Linked DNA regions of Homo sapiens: region 1 is linked to region 2. The links are chromatin contacts, found by Hi-C or POLR2A ChIA-PET in ENCODE. All regions are on one chromosome and are shown on one strand. Each heading gives the region's core, a stretch centred on a gene start or an enhancer-like site at or near the end of the contact. The rest is flanking DNA. Distances are from core to core; before and after follow the strand shown.

What was found. A loop is a pair of places that touch in the nucleus more often than their neighbours do. ChIA-PET counts read pairs that join two places held with the same protein, here RNA polymerase II (POLR2A). Pooled maps may share reads with other maps.
Region 1: a map with no recorded cell type shows a loop between it and region 2 (4-fold over the local background). The contact joins two enhancer-like sites. A Hi-C loop is called at or near these places in 1 of 37 single-sample maps with no recorded cell type and 2 of 50 pooled maps. POLR2A ChIA-PET finds 5 or more read pairs at or near these places in 1 of 52 experiments (WTC11).

The regions. Positions count from the first base shown.
Region 1 is chr17:47,716,383-47,721,641 of GRCh38, reverse strand. No RefSeq gene overlaps it. Among named protein-coding and RNA genes, the nearest start is that of TBX21, 14 kb to the left of the region's middle. Within about 2 kb of position 2,806, at least 2 of the 41 ENCODE cell types and tissues checked have a DNase peak (open chromatin) inside an H3K27ac peak, as active enhancers do.
Region 2 is chr17:47,284,917-47,289,970 of GRCh38, reverse strand. It overlaps ITGB3 (integrin subunit beta 3), which reads right to left. Exons shown (of 15, transcript NM_000212.3): 5 at 3,549-3,711; 6 at 2,740-2,901; 7 at 195-290. Among named protein-coding and RNA genes, the nearest start is that of ITGB3, 34 kb to the right of the region's middle. RefSeq lists enhancers at 1,134-1,428, 2,822-2,871, 3,282-3,571, 3,662-3,711. Within about 2 kb of position 3,635, at least 3 of the 41 ENCODE cell types and tissues checked have a DNase peak (open chromatin) inside an H3K27ac peak, as active enhancers do.

The sequences.
Region 1 (5,259 bases), core at 1,557-4,056, 430 kb before region 2:
GCAGGCCCTTCTTCTCGAAGAAACCCAGGGAAGGCTTCCAAAAAAATCACCTGAGGCAGAGTCCCTTTCTTGCCCCGGGCTATAAGTTCTTCTTCTAGTCTAACCTTGATCCCTTGCAGAGGGGTGGAAGAGGGCAGAGATGAATTGCAGTTTCTTATAAACCTGGTGGCTTCTAGTTCCCCGACGACAATACAGCGGAGGAGCCCTGTGGTTCTGGCTCTGAGTCAGGCCCCATCGCCCGGGCGTCCCCAGTGCCATCTCCCTCCGCCCCTCCCCGGACTGGAAAATCAGGCTCATGCCTCTGCCGAGAGTCAGTGCTTCCCCTCCTTCCCCTCACCATCTCGCTTTCCCCTAAAGGGAGGTGTTTCCTCGAAGCAGGGAAAAGTCAAGGGGGCAGAGACCTCACCAGCCACCGGGAGGCGGCACTCGGTAGGCACGGGCACGGGGTGGGGGTGGGGCGACCCTGCCTTCCTCTCCCTTCCCCCTCCACCCCTCCAGCCCAGCTCCCCGGCCATGCTCTTCCAGACGGCTGCATGTGTGCGTGTGCACACACACTTAAAACACGTGTGTGGTTGGTATGTAGGGGGGCCCTCTAGCCCCCCGAGGGAGAGGGCGGGTGGAGGAGGGAAGGAAGGTGTCATGCCTCTGATGTGCCTATCAGTGACACAAACTTTTTCCACACGTATGTTCTTCACACGTTCTGGGTCTGCACGTGCTCATCATGCCTCCCGAGTCACATGTCTGATCGGCGTCCCGCTCCCCCGCTTGGCATTGATCCCTGGGTATTAAGCGGATTCCCTCCGCCTCCCTGTGAGGAGACCCGCCCACCTCGGGAGGGAAGGGTTGGGAATTCAGGAGTCTCTGAGGATACCGGCACCTCCCTCTCAGAAAACTGGCTCCTCCTCCCAGCAGAGGACCCTCGGCCTGGTGGGGGCAGGTCACAGACGTGCCATGCAGACCCTCAACCTTCCCATCTGTTTGAGGGCTCAAAGAGATATCAAAACTCCACCCCTAGACCCTGGATGTAGGTGGGAGAGTTTGGGGAGGGTCTCACCCCTTGGGGAAATTGAACCCAGCCGGGGAGTGGTTAGGAAGGTCTAGGTCAGCAATCAGAAGAACTCACGTGCACCTCGCTGTCAGGGGTGGGGGGAGTATGAGGGAGCCTAAACAGAAAGTGAGCAGGACAGAGGGAGAAAGAAAGAGAGGGAAAGAGAGAAACTGAGACCACGGGCAGTCACAAAGAGAGAGGAGGGCAGCGCTGGATGTGGGCAGGACCTTCTGGATAGCCGGGCAGTGTGGTGAGGGGGCCTGCGGGTCTACAAAGTGGTTGCCTTTTCCCTTTCTTCTCTAGCATCACAGATACGCGAAAGGTCAGTGCTGAGATAATCCAAGCCTTTCATCTCAAGGAGAAATCGAGTCAGAGCAAGACGGCTCAGAGCCACTAAAAGGGAATACAGAACCCTGTAGAGCCCACCCTCCTGCCTCCCAGGTTGTGAATTTTCTAACCCCATGGGGAATCAGGAGGACCCAGCACCTGGGATGTTCAGCACAGCAGGGGCAGTTCCAGCACTCTCTGCAGCTCAAGCAGCTGGGCTGCCTAGCTGGTGCCCAGGCCCTGCCAAGGGGACCCATGATACCCAGTCCCACTAGCAGCATCAGCAGCTTAGCTACCCCGAGAACTGGGACCAGAAGAGGCATGTTGAAAGGAGACTCTTTTGATGACCCAGGCGTCCTCCACCCCAACCCCTCCCCACTCCAAGCTGCTGGGTGTGCAAGCCCAGGGATACTGCTACCTCCACCTTGGTGACCCCCCAGCTCCTGAACCCACAGACATTGCGAGACACAGTGCGCGCAGGCCCTGCCACTTGGGAACTCAGACCCTAGCAAAAGCCTCCAAAGAAAACAATGTTCTGTCTTGGCCTCTGACTCCCCTGAAAATCTGGGGGGCTAATGGGAGGGACTTTTAACCCCCTTAGTCATCCTAGGAAGCCAAGCTGAATAGCAGTGACTGATAGTCACCCGACCACAAGCCAATTTTGCGGTTTCAGTTGTTTTCAGAAGGAGCAGCAAAGCAGTGGCAGGAGGCCCTGGGCAGAGGAGTGGGCTGACTCCCGGACCCCAGCCCCTGCCCAGAGCACTCTGCCCTAGCACGACCCAGCCCAAGGCTCAGCAAGACCCAGAACTGCACCCACTTTACAGATTCACACAGACAGGGTTTGCAACAACCAGAAACAGCCTTCTGTATCCCCTCCATGTACCCCTGGCTACTTTACTGGCAAGGCTGGCTGCTTTCTGCATCCACGATGAGCCCTTTTGCTTTGCTTTTCTCTTTTGTTTTCCTTCATTTCCCCTCCTTTCTTCTTTCATATCATTTCACTTCCTTTCTCTTTCCCTCTTTCATTTTTCTTTCCTTCCCTCTTTTCTTCCTTTCCTTTCTCTTCCTTCCTTATTCCCTCCTCTCTCTCTCCTTCTCTCTCTGCCCCTGCCCCATTACATGTGTGCCTGGCAGGAATAATCTAGGAGTCACAACCAAGAGCAGAGGCCCCTGAGTCCCCCAGGTATACTCCCGAACCACATCTGTCACCTCCCTCATGAGCTACAGGGAAAGAGATCAAGATTAGCTCTAAGGGAAGCTTCCTGCTGAGTGGAGTTTGGAGTAATCTCAGAAATATAGAATGCCAAAATGTCAGAGCCGTGATGGAAATTAAACCACCTAGTCCACTGAGGAACAGAAGCACTGAGAAACCGCACAGTGTTCACAGAGTGCGGCTAGAACCAGAGGTGCTCACTCTCAGAACAGGCTCTAAACGGCTTCCTTCGCTACCCTGCAAGCTGAGAATTCCCTCCCCTTCTCACAATTTTCAGTGTAAACCAGACCCCTTGTCCTCATGACCAGACAGAAGAAGAAAGTAAAGAGGAATGGACTTGGCTCAAGGATGTGGATACAGGTCAGTGGCAGCCCAGGCACAGACAGCTACAGCATTTTGGTAACATATGGCATTGCCGTGTCCTCTTCCTCCAGGAAGCCTACTAGAATTAGGAATGAGCCTGTCACCCTCCACACCTGGTGGCCTCAGCCATGGCAGAGAGAGAAAGGATGAACGAGATGTGCCTGAGTACCAGCCACAGCTCACAGCCCTGAGTGACAGAGAGGAAGGAGGAGGAATGAGAGGGGCAGGAAGTGGGGTCCAGACAGGAGTGGGGAGGTGCGTGAAGCTAGGGAAGGGGAGGCACTCCCACGGGGAAAAAAGCTGCCCTGATGAGTCACTGCTGCCCAGGTGCAGCCCTCCTTGGGGCTGCCCAGCTGCGTTTTAAGTTTTATCATGTGATTTCTATGAAGGATAATGGAGTGGTGGGCTGGAGCTGGCTCATGCCAGCTCTCAAGAGCCAATTATGAGTATCTCTTCCCAGTGCTCAGTGCTGAGGTAGCTTACATTGGAGAGCTGGTTGTTAAACATTTGCCAGCACACCACTGGATAATGAGGTCAGCTTCAGAGCCAGGAGTGTACGCGTCTGCATATGGGTGTGGGATTTCCATGCATGTGTTAGTGTGCACTATTCCTCGGTTCCTGTGGCACGTGGGACACACCTGTGTGGCACTGTGATCCTGGCTGTGTGTGTTGGGAGGAGTGTGTCCCTGCACGTGGGTGTCCCTGGAAGCCTGGTAGGTGGGGAAGGGATGAGCATGGAACTGGGTCGGTCCGTGTGCTTTGTGTATCTGGGGTGATGTGACAGGGTGAGTCTGGAGGGTGGTGTGGTGACAATGCAACTGCTTGACCATCCGTGGGAAGGAGACCCACCTGTGCCCACTGTGGGGGACTAGGGCAGCACCTGAGATCAGAGACACACACCTCTGAGCTCAGAGGACGCAGGGAGTCCTGAGACCCTGTGCGAAGTCTCACCTCTGCACTGCTTCTGTCCTCAGGCACAACCATTTGCCAGTCTGGGAAGGAGTGGAGTGTCCAGGTGGGCATAGGGCTCTCTGATCCCTCATGTGAGTTGTGTGTGTGTGCTGGGCACACACAGAGGCCAGCACCAGGGGGCACTGTCCTCTCCCTTCCCCCTCACCCATGCAGGGGTGAACTATTTCTTTCACACCATCTCCTGATCCTCCCCCTCACCTCCCATCCACAGTGTGCTTTTGCTGTCTGTGGGGAGAAGGGAGAGTTCGGCTCCTGCAACACCCACAAGGCCAAGGGCCCCATGAAAGGGGAGGGGCAAGATCATTATTCAGTCAGCCTGGCCACCTTCTCACCTCTGGGCTGGAGGCCTGGCATGGGCATCCCTTCAAAGTGACATGGTCCCCTGCCTCTCGCCTCATTGGCTGCCTCCAGCTGCTCTACCCCAGGGGACTTGGCTCCACTGTTGCATTGACCTTTGAGGCTCCAAATGAGGTTTCATCTCAGTCTCCCCACCAAGAAGTCCTGCAGGCCTCTTGCTCAAGGGAGGAACGGGTAGAAGGACCAGAGCCGTTTCTTCCCACCCCCTCTCTGCCCTGGCCCATAAGGCCAGAAGAAGAAAAGCAGGAAGACAGGACAGGTGAGAGGAGGTGCGGAGAGGTAGCCTTTCCTCCCTGTACTCTTCCACCTCAGATCCCTCAACGCAGGCTGTGGCCTGGGGACATGTGTGTTCTCACGCCTGGACCCACCCTCATCCCTCCTGCCTGGAGCCTTCTGCCACCCACTCCCCACCCGCAGTGGGTCTCTCTGTTCATCTCTCTGCCTCTGTTCCCAAGGCCAGGCCAAGCTCCCAGATCCCTCTAGGGATCTGCTGTGGGGAACATCCAGGGGACAGGATCCCTCAGTTCTTCTTTGGAAATGTGTCCGCAGGAAGTTCTTCCTAAAGTTTAACCGAAGGTTCCTTCTACTGCAGCCAGTGCCCAGCACCTCCCAGGCTGGAAGTTGGGTCTTCTTCCCACTCCAGCCAATGCTCTCCTTCAGGTGAAGCTGGATCAGGTGGAGAAACAACCCAGCTCCAAAAAAGAAAACAAAAGTCTTTGTTCATCCCCTACCCTCCCTGCCCACCCCTGTCCCCAGCCACCACAGAAACCCACAGGGCATTGGAGCCTTCATCCCAAAATGAGTCAGGGCCCTTCAGAGGGTTGAACTGGGGTGCAAGAATTTCCCTTCATGCCAAGCAAGGGTTCTATCTAATAGCAATCTCCACCCAGCCTCCTTGGGCCAAGGAGCAGGTCAGCCTCCCCATTGGGAGGGGTCCAACCACCTGTGGAAGCTCGGCTGGCCTGGATGCGCCTTTCGC
Region 2 (5,054 bases), core at 2,386-4,885:
CACAAACACCAACACATACCTAGTAAGTTCAAGATTGCAGGAAAAAGGCCCAGAGTGCAATCTTTAGCTCCTGGGGAGTGGATTAGGGGAGACTCTTTCCTGATTGGGGACTGTATCCAATGCTAGCACAGGCTGGCTACCTGGGGCACCCACCATCACAGGGCCCACTCCAGGAAGCCCGAAGGCACAGTCACCTGATAGAGATTGACTACATTTTCAGTCACTGCAAAGATCAAATTGATGTTTTTCTGGGATAGCTTCTCAGTCATCAGCCCCAAAGAGGGATAATCCTAGGAAAATGAAGGATGTAGAGGTTAATGACGTCTCATGTACATCTCTAGGGTCTAAAGCTTAGAACTTATCTTGCTTGGGCTGTGGCTCAGAGTGTGGTGGTGCTTAAACCATTTCACTTCATGCTGAAAGTGAGACAAGAGCCTGGGCAACATAGCAAGACCCCATCTCTACAAAAAAATTTTTTTTATTTGCCAGATGTGGTGGTAAGTGCCTATAGTCCTAGCTACTGGGGAGGCTGAGGCAGGATCACTTCAGCCCAGGAGTTGGAGGTTACAGTGAGCTATGATTGCACCACTGCACTCCAGCCTGGGCAGCAGAGCAAGACTCTGTCTCTAAAAAAAAAAGGGGGGTGACAGTGAGATAAGAAGGGTAAGTAGCACAGAAGTCTACTTGTGAACTCCAGGGATAGACGAAGAGGTACAGGCCAGTGGTGTCAAAACTAAGCACCTCTTTCTTCCTGCTTGAATTTAATGCACTAATACTATGGAGCTGCTTCCGTGCACAAGGGACTGGGTTAGGCCTCTGTTTTGGAACTACTGACAAATGCCTTGGCCTGGCCCTCGTGATCCTCCACCGTGTGGTCTCAGTCTTTCTTTCCAAATATTGCTCACCTCTCTCCCTCTTCCACTCAGCAGTGATCTGGCCCACTGTCTCCCACCTGGAGTGGCCTTCTTGTTGGTAATCCTCCTCCTTTCTTAGGGCCTAGCTTAGCCCCCACCTTCTTCAGGAGACTTCCTTGGCCATCCCAGCTCATGATGACCTTTCCTCCCTTGGATACGTATAGCCACATTGGCTGTGCCACACCCATTTGGCACTAATCATGCATCTTGTGTTATTGTAAATATATATATCCTTTCTCCTCAAGTAGACCAAAAACTCCCCAAGGATAGAACCATACATAGTCTTGTTACCTCCCTCAGCCCCTGGCCCAGTGCCTTGCATAGATTAGGGGTCAAATGTTGCTGACTCATTGTCTGGTAGTGCTTGACTTGGATATGGCTGACACCAAGGAACTCAAGGACACTGTGCGGGGGCGGTGGTGAATCGTGAACATGTCCATGGGATCCTAGACCTTGCAGGGAGCTCATTAGATCCTCAGCTCAGTCTCCTGCCTTTACACAGGTACACCTTTAAGTCACCTAGATGAGGAAGTTGCTATATTGTCCTTAGGAGACGAAGAGTTCACACCTGCCCCAGATACCTAGAGCATTACAGCACATTTCTCTTATGGCTTATAGTAATTTCTCCTGATTCAATTTAAATATTTTCCTCTTGTTTAACCTTCTATGGCCATATAAAACAACTTATAAGAAGTTTTCTCATGTATAAGCTAAATCATCCTTTAGCCTTCTTTCTTTCAAGCTAAATGACTCTGGCCCTTTAATCTTTCCTCGTAGGACCTGTTCACCATGCCTTTTATGTTCTTTCCCCTCTTTCTCTCTCTCTCTCTCTCTCTCTCTCTCTCTCTCTTTCTAAGAGAAGGGGTCTCCACTAGGAGCAATGGCTCACACCTGTAATCCCAGCACTTTGGGAGGCTTAAGAGGGCAGATTGCTTAAGCCAAGGAGTTTGAGACCAGCCTGGGCAACATAGAAAGACCCTGTTTTCAAAAATTAGCTGGGCATGGTAGTGCATGCCTGTGGTCCCAGCTATTCAGGAGACTGAGGTGGTGAAGCTTGTGAGCCAAGATTGCACTACTGCACTCCAGCTGGGCAACAAAGCAAGACTCTGTATCAAAAAAAAAAAAAAAAAAAAAAAAAAAAAAAAGCAGGGGTGGTTCTTGCTCTGTCACTCAGGCTGGAGTGTAGTGGCAAGATCACAGCTCACTGCAGCCTCAGACTACTGGGCTCAAGAGATCTTTCTGCCTCAGCCCCACAAGTAGCTGGGACCATAGGCACAAACCACAACACTCAACGAATTTTTGCATTTTCTTGTAGAGGCAGGGTCTCACTATATTTCCCAAGCTGGTTTCAAACTCCTGGACTCACGTGATCCTCCCACCTCAGCCTCCCAAAGTGCTGAGATTACAGGCATGAGCCATCATATGCCTGGCCAATCTTTCTCTTTTTTTTCCTCTGTCTTCTTCCAATAACCACAAGTTAGTATGGTATTCCAAGAAAGGGCTAATCAGAGTGGAGAGGAAGACCTGCTTTCCAGCTGGGTTGTAAAAATCCTTTGGGTCCATTCTGGATCCCATGATGCTGCTGCTATGCTGGTGACAGTGAAGGCAGTGATAACACCACAATCAGGGACATCTCTAATGGTTATATAGGTTGTATGCTGGATGACGGTGTCCAGTTGGTAAGGGATAGGGGCAAGCTGGAACCGAGCCCTGCACCCTGCCCAGAAGGAGGGGCTGCCATTTTCATATTCACACAGACTCTGCCTAGATTAGGGCAACCCTCACAATCATGAATAGAAACCATAGGTGGTGCCAGAGATCTCACCATGGTAGTGGAGGCAGAGTAATGATTGTCACTACCAACATGACACTGCCCGTCATTAGGCTGGACAATGCCTGCCAGCCTTCCGTCCAATGCTATATGAGTCTTGGCATCAGTGGTAAACACCAGCAAGTGGGATGCATCATTCCTCCAGCCAATCTTTTCCTGTTAAAAGAAAACAAAAAACAAAGGCAGAGGAGACAAAACAAATTCAGCCATGTCACTGGTAGAGAACAGAGACCCAAGGTGCTCCCTGGCTAAAGGGCTGGACAGCTTATTTTTCTTCAAAACAAGGGTCTCAGTCCCAGTCCTTGGAACCGAAGCTGAAGCTTTCCAGTTCAGGAGTTTCATTCTCTTCAGAAAACAGTCTCATAGCTGATTAGTTCAAGCAGCTGAATGAGATCTTCTTAAACTCCAAACTTAACTCTTCTAATGACAGTCACATTGCTCATCTAGAAACTGACGTGCATCCACAGAGCTGATCTGGGCTAGAAGAAATCTCATCTGAACATCTGCCTACTTTGCTGAGGTTAAGTTAACTCAGCCTTAACTCTGAAGTAACTCTGAAGATGGGAAGATGCTCTCCCCTGGGAACATCTGAGACCACTGAGGTTCAAAGAAATGTCAGCTCAGGCCAGGGAGTGGATCTAAGCCAAGGCTGAATATCAGGAGCAACTTACTACTCATAACTGCAGGAAGCCCTGCTTAGTTCTCATCTCATTTTACACCAGAAATCCCCAGAGTTCAGTCACTTCCTTTCCCATTTTGATCTATGCCAGCCACACCTGGCACTCCAAGTCCTCCAAACTCACATCACAGACTGTAGCCTGCATGATGGCATCAAAGCCACCCTCTGGGGCATCTCGGTTCCGTGACACACTCTGCTTCTTCACTTCCTCATTGAAGCGGGTCACCTGGTCAGTTAGCGTCAGCACGTGTTTGTAGCCAAACATGGGCAAGCAGGTGGTCTTCATACTGGGGAGGGATGGGAGATAATTTAAGCAGACACCTTCATGGAAAAGGCAGCATGGGAATTGGGAGGAAAGAGAGGGGACAAATATAGATAGTGGTATGCCAAGGCCAGTTCCATACAACCACAGTTACCCAGACAGTTCAGACTCCAAAATCCTCAAATTATCTGAAGCTCCCCATCAACATTACCCCCATCCAGCTAACCTAGAAGATAAGAGATTGAGCTGGAAACAAGACTCCCTGAGCTTAGATCCCAGGTGCCCTCTGTACTAGTCATGGGACCTTTGGCAAGCCTCTCAATCCAACCTATGAAAGAGGGGCCAGGATAGCACATATCCCATAAGAGTTGTGAGACTTAAGTAAGTTCATACACACAAAGCACTTAGACCAGAGCGAGGCTCGAGTTGCTATTACTATCACCTTATACTTAACACTTTCCTAAAGTAACAATAAAGCAAAAGTCCATCAGTAAGTTAAGGTCCCTGAACCATCAATAAATTGATAGATCATGCAAGACAGGAGCATTTCTGCCCCCAGTCAAAATAGTGTGTTTAATTAATAGCTGATGTCTTGCCTGGGAACCTTACAACCCAGATAGAAGGTTGAATGCCACATCATATAACTTCAAAACTTTTTCTTTTTTTTTTAGAGACAGTTGTGCTCCATTGTCCAGGTTGGAGTGCAGTGGCACAATCATGGCTCACTGCAGCCTCAACCTCCCAGGCTCAATCAATCCTCCCACCTCAGCCTCCCTGTAGTCCTGGGGACTGCAGGCATGCGCCATCACACATAGCTAATTTTTTTGTAATTTTTGTAGAGATGGGGGTCTCACTATGTTGCCTAGGCTGAACTCAAACTCCTAGGCTCAAGTGATCCTCCCATCTTGGCCTCCCAAAGTGCTGGGATTACAGAAGTGAGTCACCCCACCTGGCCGTAACTTTGAAAACTAAAAAGTAAATTCACACCTTTTCAGGCTCAGCAACCAGCATTGTAAGTTATTCTAATACATGGATTTGCACAGTCTCCACCGATTAAATAAATAAGCCATTCAGTTTTAAGCCAAAGTGTCAAACAGAGGCACAAGTTATCCATTTACAGACTATAAAAGTGTCCAACAAATGTCATTTCCACTCTTTTATATTCCTTAGCACTTCATTTCTTCTGTTTTCACCCTGCAGGATGCACGGCCTTGATGAAGACAATAATGCCAACAATGGAATCGATCCTTCTGTAATCGTAATTTCTCGGTTTCCTTATCCATAAATTTCTTTCTACTTTTGACGTCATTTCCCTCCCATTCTCTCTTGCCTTCTATTTATTTGTTACCAAGACTGAGAAGCTGATGA